2 separate regions of the Homo sapiens genome follow, and region 2 is linked to region 1. Evidence: chromatin contacts called from ENCODE Hi-C or POLR2A ChIA-PET data. All regions are on one chromosome and are shown on one strand. Each heading gives the region's core, a stretch centred on a gene start or an enhancer-like site at or near the end of the contact. The rest is flanking DNA. Distances are from core to core; before and after follow the strand shown.

Region 1 (4,987 bases), core at 133-2,632:
AGGCGCCTGTCACCATACCCAGCTAATTTTTTTGTATTTTTAGTAGAGACAGGGTTTCACCATCTTGGCCAGGCTTGTCTTGAATTCCTGACCTCGTGATCCACCCGCCTTAGCCTCCCCAAGTGCTGGGATTACAGGCGTGAGCCACCGCGCCCGGCCCTTCTTTCAGCACTTTAAGGATGATACTCCGGTGGCTTTTGGCCTCCCTAGTGTCTGTTGGGGAATCCATGGTCACTGGAGTCATTATTTTCCTGTGTTAATATGTCACATTTCTCTTAACTACTCTCCTGAATTTTTTTAGTGTTTGGTTTTCAAGTTTTATTATGATATGTATGAGGGTGGTTTTCTTTTAATTTAACCTGTTTGGGTTTCATTGAGCTTTTGATAATTTTCCCATAAGTTCCTGAAACCTTCCTCTTTTTCATCTTTTTTTCTCTCTATCATTCATATTATATAATCTTTATTAATCAGTCTTCAAATGAATGACCCTCCTCTGTGATCACCATTCCACTATTGTTTTATTTTAATTTCAGACATTGTATTGTTTAGTTTTAAATTTTCTAATTTTTTAAAAAATAGTTTTTCTGGGCTGTGAACTTTCATCTTTCCATACTTGAAATATTAAAGGGCTTTACCTCATGGAGTACAGTTATAATAGCTGCTTTAAAGTTTCTTTCTGCCAGTCCCAACATCTGTGTCATCCCGGAGCTGACATCTATTGATTGCCTTTTTCTTTGAAAATTGGTTCTATTTCCTGATTCTTTGTATGTAGAGTAATTTTTTATTGTTTCCTTGGCATTTTATTCTATTTATTTATTTATTTATTTATTTATTTATTTATTTATTCTATTTATTTATTTAGAGACAGGGTCTTGCTCTGTTGCCCAGGATGGAGTGCAGTGGTGCAGTCACAGCTCACTGCAGCCTCAACCTCCTGGGCTAAAGTGATCCTCCCACTTCAGCCTCCTGAGTAGCTGAGACTACAGGTGCACTGGCACCACACCCAGCTAGTTTTTTGTATTAATATTTTCTGTAGAGACGGGTTTTTGCCATGTTGCCCAGGTTGGTCTCGAACTCCTGAGCTCAGGTGATCCACCCAGCCTCCCAAAGTGCTGGGATTACAGGTGTGAGCCACCGTGCCTGGCTATCCCTGACATTTCAGTGTTATGTTCTGTAGACTGTGGGTCCGTATTATAATCTTTTGAAGAATGTAGATGTTTTTTGTTTAACAGGAAACCCTGCAGACCACAGGTTCTGTCTGATCTTCTGTGGGTAGTGGTTTCAGTGTTAGTTTAGTTGGGTCTTTGCTTTTTTTGTTTTTTGCTATACTGCTTGGCACCTGTCTCACTCATACTCAGCTCAGGGGTGAATCTCTGTGTTCACACACACAGTTAGGAATTTCCCTTTTCCTGCGCTCTTCTCTTTGTTTTTGAGACGGAGTCTCGCTCTGTCCCTCAGGCTGGAAGTTCAATGGTATGATCTCGGCTCACTGCAACCTACGCCGCCTGAGTTCAAGTGATTCTCATGCCTCCTTCCCAAGGAGCTGGGATAACTGGCATGTGCCACCACACCCGGCTGATTTTTGTATTTTTAGTAGAGACAGGGTTTCACCATGTTGCCCAAGGCTGGTCTTGAACTCCTGACCTCAAGTGATCCACCTTTCTCGGCCTCCCAAAGTGCTGGGATTACAGGCGTGAGCCACTCCGCCTGGCCTTCTGTGCCCTTCTCTTTGGGATTCATCCCATACTCACTGGACTGCACAGGCCTCTTTTCCTGGTTCTCTGGCCAGAAACACAAGGTTTCTTACAGAGTTTTAGCCAGCTTTTCTACTGCACTACTGGGCAGGTCTGGAATTGGTGCAAAGCCAGGAGAGCAAAAGGGTGAAAAAAAAAATAGGAAACTTATCCCCTGTACCAGTCTTGTCTGCAAGTTTTGACTCCCCTTCGTGCCACCTGCTTTTGTTTGGTTTTCAGAGTCCTCAAGTAGCTGCTTTCATATTTGATGCAGAGTTTTCACTGTAATTATCAGGAGACACAGCCTGTCTTGGCTTACCTCACCATGCCAGAACTCCCTGGAATGCTCTCTTTTTGATCACAGGCGGGCCTTTCCCCCCATCAGATGCTCTTAAGAGCCCTCTGTCAATGCAGGTTTTGGGTTATTAGGCACCTGTGAAGGTGTGGGTTTCTTGGGAAGGAACTGTCTGAGGAACTCTAAGGTCCTTAGAGAGAAGTGTCATGGATCTCTTCTCCCTCCTGTTATAAAAGACAGAAACCCAATCCCAGCTGGCTTAAGAAGGAAAGAACACTTGCTGGCGTCTGACCAGGAGGGCAGGAGTGTTGCCAGGGATTCTTCTTCTCATCTCTGGACATTGCTTCCCTGTGCTGAGTTCATCTCAGGCAGTCCCCTCCAGGGGCTGACAAGGTGACTCACCTTGGCCTTCATCCCTCCAGTTTAACAACCCCAGAGGACAGCAGGTAGCTTTTCTTCAGTAGTTCCAGCAAACGTCCCAAAGCTCACACTGGACCAGTGAGGGTCACGTGCTTATCTCTGAATCAGTTCCTGAGGCTAAGGGCATGGAATATGCTGCTTGGCCAGCCTGGATCAGATGCTCAGCCCAGGGCCAGCGGGGGTAGGGATGTCAGTTCACCTGGACCTCAGGGGCTGACAAGGGGGATACTAAAGTATGCATTCTCGGCCAGGCGCGGTGGCACATGCCTGTAATCCCTGCACTTTGGGAGGCCCAGGCAGGCAGATCACTTGAGGTCAGGAGTTTGAGACCAGCCTGGCCAACATGGTGAAACCCCATCTCTACTAAAAATACAAAAATTAGCCAGGTGTGGTGGTGCACACTTGTAATGCCAGCTACTTGGAAGGCTTAGGCAGGAGAATTGCTTGATTCCATCTCAAAAAAAAAAAAAAAAAAAAGTGCATTTTCAGCCCGGCTAGTGTTACCCTAAAGGAAGCAAAATAACTGAAATATGACAATGGTTTGTCAGATTGACGATATTGTCTGTTGGACTAGTATTTCATGGGGGGAGAGGGATTAGGGAAAAATGTCTAAAAGAACTTCTGTAGGGACTGTAATTTTTTAAAAAGGTTGAGAAACACTTCCCTGCAGGAAACTGAGGTGCTGTTACCAGAAGAGGGGGGTGGATACCAAGCTGCTGAAAACAGCACCTGCCCACTCTGGGGGAGTTGGAAGCTGAAACCAGCGGCAGGCAGGAGTAGGCCAGTGTGGAGCACCTGCTCAGAGGGGCTTGGTGGGGAGCCGCGTAGGGTGCTGGCCGCTGCAAAGCTGAGCCTCTTCTTTGGTTTCTCTGGCCCGGGGGTTCTGCGTTGAAGATTATACTGTAGGAAGCATGGAGAGGACCCTGACCCAGCTACTCTCTGCTGTCTCTGCTGCAGGTGAAGAACGAGGTGGAGAAGCTCCCCCGACAGCAGCGGAAGGAAAGCATGAAGCAGAAGATGGAGGAGCACACGCAGAAAAAGCAGCTTCTTGTGAGTCCCTGGCCTCAGCTGGGGAGCGCAGGGGCTGGTGCGAGACCTGGAATGGTGACCAGGCCCCCTCTCTGCCTTTGCCCAATCCCTGCCCCTCAAATACCCCGTTCTGAATACCTAAATCTGGCCTCATCCTTCATGGCCCCATTATCCCCTCCTCCATGCAGCCTTCCTCGATTGCCCTGCCTCCATCTGGAAGTAAGCTCTTCCATCTCTGGATACCCCAACACTTTACATTGACCACCTCCCAAACCCTTAGCACCTCCTACCTTGTTTTAGGGTTATTTATTTGTAAGTCACATCTCCTTGACCAACCCAGTATATTCCCCTGCCCACTTGGCATCTTTTAAGTCTGAAGGACATCAAACTTGTGATGTCCCAGACCTGGTCCTGTTATGCTCTGAGGGGGTGCCATTTTCCTTCCTTTCTGGCCCATCATTCCTGACGCCTCCTTTCCCTCCAGTCCTTCGTCACCTCCAGAAGCATGGTATGTATATTTCTTATCTCCTGTCTCTGGATCTATGAACTCGTCACCATCTCCATGATCCCCCAGCCACTGTCCAGTGGCCTCCCAGCGAGGCTTCCTGTAGCTGTTTTTCCCCTGCAGTTTCTTCTCTCCTGCCTGCGTGTGATCAATGTGAATTCCAAGTCTGATAATAGCACCCTTCCCCCCACAGCCCTGTGCCTTAAAACCCTTCAGTGGCTCCCACATTGTCCCTAAGATAAGCGCCGCCTCTTTGCTGTGCCCTGGCCGGCCTCCCCAGCCTTCTTTTCATCCTTTGCCGGAATGCTCCTATTTTCCCCCACGAGGGGGTCTTTGTGTGTTCTGCTTCCTCAGCCCCCAAAGCAAAGAATTTTTGAGTCCATATTTAGAAATGCTTTGTATATTACCTGCTTCAGCATTCATAGCTTACTATGGTAGGAGCTGTTCATTTTCCCATTCGCAGAAGAGGAAACAAAGGCTGAGAGAGGTAACATTGCTGAGTTCACATTCAGGGAGGGGGTCGAGGCCTCAAGCTTGTGTTCTCTCCGGGACACCCTATGACCTGTCTGTCCCATTACAGCACGATTAGGAAGAGAACGCAGGACTGGTGAGGGCGGGGCACACAGGCCCTCATCCACGCAGAGGGACAGCAGATTGGCCTGGAGGAGGCAGTTGCATGGAGAGCTTTGAAGATGTACACATCCTTTGGCTTGGATTTTCTGCTTCTAGAAATCCTGAGGGAATCTGAAAATCCTGAAGGAGTTATCACAGAGGTTCACAAATACTTAGCTACCAGAATATGAAGTAGCGCTATTTAAAATAGATAAAACCTAGAGACACCCTGTTGTTTATTGGATAAATAACATCCATAGCATGAAATATTTTCAGCCATTCAAACACATGTGATAGAAGATCACATTATTTATTTATCTGAGACGGAGTTTCAAAACTGGGAGTTTCATCCCAGTTTTTTTTTTTTCTTTTTTGAGATGGAGTCTCACTCTG
Region 2 (4,956 bases), core at 1,898-4,397, 250 kb before region 1:
CATGCCCAGCTAATTTTTGTATTTTTAGTAGAGACAGGGTTTCACCACGTTGGCCAAGCTGGTCTCGAACTCCTGACCTTAGGTGATCTGCCCGCCTCGGCCTCACAAAGTGCTGGGATTACAGTTGTGAGCCACCACGCCCAGTCCCTAGTACACTTCTGATTTATGTTTTCTAAATGTGAGACAATGTAATATGGTAACCAATTTGAGTTTCGGCAGATCTAAATTTTTGCCCTTAACGTGAAGACATAGTAGCACCTGCCTCATGGGGTAGTATAAGGATTACATGAGTTAATAGATGTAAAGTAGCTAGAAAGTGCTAGCACTGAAGTAAACTTCAGTTGATAGTAGCCTATCATTATCACTGTTATTGACATAATTTTAATAAAATTCGTTTGTATATAATTAGCTTTTGCTTACATATATTAATTACATGTCTGCATACATATACACAGACACACACATGAATTATCAAATACTTATATATGGTGGACATTTGTGATTTTAGCCACCCGTAATCTATTTTCCTTTCTTCAGGTAGTATTGCCCTCATTTTCCTTTGAGGAACCTCTTTTCCCTCTACTCTCAATCCATGTGATTTAGATGGGGCTAGCCTCACTCCTTGGTCCAAGAATGGGCATGTGAACCAGACCTCGCCAACCAGTACAGCCCAGTCTCCTGGCTACAACACGTGGCTCAGTCATGGACAGATGACCCAAGCCAAACCAATGAGACTTGATCCTTAGACCTTTGCTGGAGATTCTGAGGAAGAGGAGCTCTTTTTTTTTTTTGAGACGGAGTTTCACTCTTATTGCCCAGGCTGGAGTGCAATGCACGATCTCTGCTCACTGCAACCTCTGCCTCCTGGGTTCACCCGATTCTTCTGCCTCAGCCTCCCAAGTAGCTGGGATTACAGGCGCGAGACATCACGACCGGTTAATTTTTTGTATTTTTAGTAGAGACGGGGTTTCACCATGTTGGCCAGACTGGTCTCGAACTCCTGACCTCAGGTGATCCACCACCTCTCTCCCACTCCGCCTCCCAAAGTGCTGGGATTACAGCTGTGAGCCACCGCGCCCAACCTTGGGGAGCTCTTTTCTACTGTACTTGCCAAGCTGGCTGAATTTAGCCTACAGATGCTAGTAACCATATTGGTCATCTCAAGCGCAGAGCTTGCAGGAGAACAAAGCCTAATACAAAGGAAAGCAGAACAAAAATAGAGTGTAGGTGACACTGTTTGAAACTCTGCATCCAGCTGTGCCTGAAGGTGAATCAATGAACCAGCGATTTTCTTAAGTGACTGGGTTAAGTTTCTGTCACTGGCCACAAAAGAGTCTTAATAAACATATGGATTCAGGGAGCATGTTTATTTTCAATTTTTTTTTTTTTTTTTTTTTTTTTTGAGACGGAGTCTCACTCTGTCACCCAGGCTAGAGTGCAGTGGCGCGATCTCGGCTTACTGCAAACTCCGCCTCCCGGGTTCACGCCATTCTCCTCCCTCAGCCTCCCTAGTAGCTGGGACTACAGGCGCCTGCCACCACGCCCGGCTATTTTTTTTGTATTTTTAGTAGAGACGGGGTTTCACCGTGTTATCCAGGATGGTCTCCATCTCCTGACCTCGTGGTCCTCCCGCCTCAGCCTCCCAAAGTGCTGGGATTACAGGCGTGAGCCACCATGCCCGGCCCAATTTTTTTTTTTTTTAACCAGGCTGTTGCCGGGCACCGTGGCTTGTGCCTATAATCCCAACTCTTTGGGAGGCCGAGGTGGGCAGATCACCTGAGGTTGGGAGTTTGAGACCAGCCTGACCAACATGGAGAAACCCCATCTCTACTAAAAATACTAAATCAGCCAGGCATGGTGGCGTATGCCTGTAATCCCAGCTGCTCAGGAGGCTGAGGCTGGAGAATCGCGTGAACTCGGGAGGCGGAGGTTGCGGTGAGCCGAGATGGCGCCATTGCACTCCAGCCTGGGCAACTAAAGCAAAACTCCACCTCAAAATATATATATATAACAAAATAAAGTCAGGCTGTTAAAGGAAAAACTTGAGCTGAATTAAATTTAAGAGAGTTTAATTGAGCAAAAAACAATTCACCAATCAGGCAGCCCCAGAATCACAGTAGATTCAGAGAGACTCCAGGGATGCCTCATGGTCAGAACAAATTTATAGACAAAAAAAGGGAAGCGACATACAGAAATCAGAAGTGAGGTACAGAAACAGCCGGATTGGTTACAGGTTGGCGTTTGCCTTATTTGAACACAGTTTGAACACTCAGCAGTGTATGAGTGGTTGAAGGATGGCCACTGGGATTGGCCAGGACTCAGCTATTGTTACAGGCGCATACTCCTAAGTTAGGTTTTCAATCTTGTCTACTTACTAAGTTAGGTTGCAGTTTGTCCACAAAGACTCAAATAAAGACGTACAGAATCCTTCTCAGGCCATATGTAGTTTGGTTTCACAAGGCCTATTTAGAGATTACAAATTTCACCAAGTCCATTGAACAACTGGGTATTAAGGGCATTGTGGGGGTGTGCAGGGGACCATAAAGATGAGTAAGACTGTCCCTGACCTCAAGGTTCACCTCTAGAAGGGAATATAGACAAAGCAACTCCACTTTACAGTCATGCTGTTACCGGAAAGGGGTCTCGGTCCCCAAGAGAGGGGTCTCGGTCCCCAAGAGAGGGTTCTCGGATCTCACGCAAGAAAGAATTCAGGGAAAGTCCACAGAGTAGAGTGAAAGCAAGTTTATTAGGAAAGTAAAGGAATGAACGAATGGCTACTCTATAGACAGAGCAGCCCTGAGGGCTGCTGTTTGCCCATTTTTATGGCTATTCCCTGATGATATGCTAAACAAGGAGTGGATTATTCATGCCTCCCATTTTTAGACCATATAGGGTAACTCCCTGACATTGCCATGGCATTTGTATACTGTCATGATGCTGATGGGAGTGTAGTAGTGAGGATGACCAGAGATCACTCTCGTGGCCTTCTTGGTTTTGGTGGGTTTTTGCCGGCTTCTTCACTGCAACCTGTTTTATCAGCAAGGTCTTTATGATCTGTGTTTGTGCTGACCTCCTATCTCATCCTGTGACTCAGGATGCCTTAACAGTCTGGGAATGAAGCCCAGCAGGTCTTAGCCTCACTTTACTCAGCTCCTATTCAAGACAGAGTTGTTCTGGTTCACACACCTCTGACAATATCACGATCCGTGTTGCACTTGAGAGATTATGAGCACAGTAGAAGAACAAAGACAGGGAAGATCAATTCTGACCCAGGGTTGTCTGGGAGAGAAGGGAGTGTGGGTGCTTTAACTGTACAATAATTTCCAGACATTTAACAGTGCTCTCTTGCCTGGATTCTGGAAGTCATTCTGAGAATGCCTGTTTTCATTAGATTTTAATCACCCACAGGTCATATATTCCTTTAACGAATGCCTGATGACACCATGCAGAATGAAATGCGCTTTACTGCCTGCTTGGAATGTGTGCAGGCCTGCCTCATGGACCCCTAGAAGTTTCCTTCCAAAAGCAGTCCAGGTATGGTGAGAGGGAGGAATGGGGAGAACAGAAGCCCTATCTCTTACATACCTATACAGGGAGTGTACAACTCAGTTTGGTCCCTGGCCTCCTGTTGTCAGAGGGTGTGTAATTTCAGCTGGGTGGGGCTATGAGGTAAAGATTTCATGTCTGCCACTGCTTGGCTTTTTTTTTTTTTTTTTCTGAGACGGAGTCTCGCTCTGTCGCCCAGGCTGGAGTGCAGTGACGCGATCTCAGCTCACTGCAAGCTCCGCTTCCCAGGTTCACGCCACTGCTTGCTTTTGAAAGGTCTACCCACCCATAGCTCCAATGCATGAAACGCTTCATATAGCTTTGCTGCTTACAGCTCCTCAGTTACTCCTCACTTGCCGGGGATCAAGCCTAAGCCTTTTTTTTTTTTTTTTTTTTTTGAGATGGCATCTCACTCTGTCCCCCAGGCTGGAGTGCAGTAGCGCGATCTTGGTTCACCGCAACCTCTGCCTCCCGGGGTTCAAGCGATTCTCTCGTCTAAGCCTTCCGAGTAAAAGGGATTACAGGCACCTGACACCACACCCAGCTAATTTTTGTATGTTTAATAGAGACAAGGTTTCACCATGTTGGACAGCCTGGTCTCAAACTCCTGACCTCAAGTGATTCGCCTGCCTCAGCCTCCAGTGCTGGGATTACAGGAGTGAGCCACCTCGCCCAGCCCTAAGTCTTTTAATATGGCACACAAGGATGCTTCTTTATGAGTTAACACTGAGTACTTGGGAGACAAAGACAAATAAAACCTTTCCTACCCTCAAGTGAGAGAAACTCAACTGAGACTTACAGGAAATAAAATTTAAAACTACTGACTTACGAAACTGAAAATTCCACGGGGTAGATTCAAGCATTGCTGAATTTGGCTCAGATTATTTCTCAGGGGTTGGATTCTTCCTCTTTCTCAGCTGTATTTTCCTCTATGTTAGTGTCCCGCTTGGGTAGGCTCTCGCCAACTGGAGAGCAGCCCCAATTTTTTCCCTTTTAGGGACTCCAAGCAGCTGCAAGTTTACTTCCTCCAAAATTCATGGGCAGAAGAAAAGGCTCTTCTAAACAATTGGTTGGCAGGGCATGGTGGCTCATACCTGTAATCCCAGCACTTTGGAGGCCAAGGCAGGTGGATCACTTAAGGTCAGGAGTTTAAGGCCAGCCTGGCCAACATGGTGAAACCCTGTCTCTACTAAAAATACAAAAATTAGCTGGGTGTGGTGGCAGGTGCCTGTAATCCCAGCTACTCGGGAGGCTGAGGCAGGAGAATTGCTTGGACCCGAGAAACAGAGGTTGGAGTGAGCCAAGATCGTGCCACTGCACTCCAGTCTAGGCAACAGAGTGAGACTCCGTCTCAAAAAAAAAAAAAAAAAAACAAATTAACAATTTATTGGTTATTTGGGGAGTTGTTTC

Evidence for each region. Hi-C counts contacts between places; a loop is a spot of excess contacts on that map. ChIA-PET counts read pairs that join two places held with the same protein, here RNA polymerase II (POLR2A). Pooled maps may share reads with other maps.
Region 2: a loop to region 1 is called in a pooled map, with 2.1 times the contacts of the local background. The contact joins two enhancer-like sites. A Hi-C loop is called at or near these places in 1 of 50 pooled maps. POLR2A ChIA-PET finds 5 or more read pairs at or near these places in 6 of 52 experiments (K562, T-cell, WTC11 and 2 more).

Annotation. Positions count from the first base shown.
Region 1 is chr5:172,063,231-172,068,217 of GRCh38, reverse strand. STK10 (serine/threonine kinase 10) reads left to right here. Exons shown (of 19, transcript NM_005990.4): 13 at 3,406-3,498. Among named protein-coding and RNA genes, the nearest start is that of FBXW11, 59 kb to the right of the region's middle. RefSeq lists an enhancer at 1,400-1,449. Within about 2 kb of position 1,382, at least 3 of the 41 ENCODE cell types and tissues checked have a DNase peak (open chromatin) inside an H3K27ac peak, as active enhancers do.
Region 2 is chr5:172,313,607-172,318,562 of GRCh38, reverse strand. No RefSeq gene overlaps it. Among named protein-coding and RNA genes, the nearest start is that of UBTD2, 32 kb to the right of the region's middle. RefSeq lists enhancers at 2,634-2,723, 2,754-2,843. Within about 2 kb of position 3,147, at least 4 of the 41 ENCODE cell types and tissues checked have a DNase peak (open chromatin) inside an H3K27ac peak, as active enhancers do.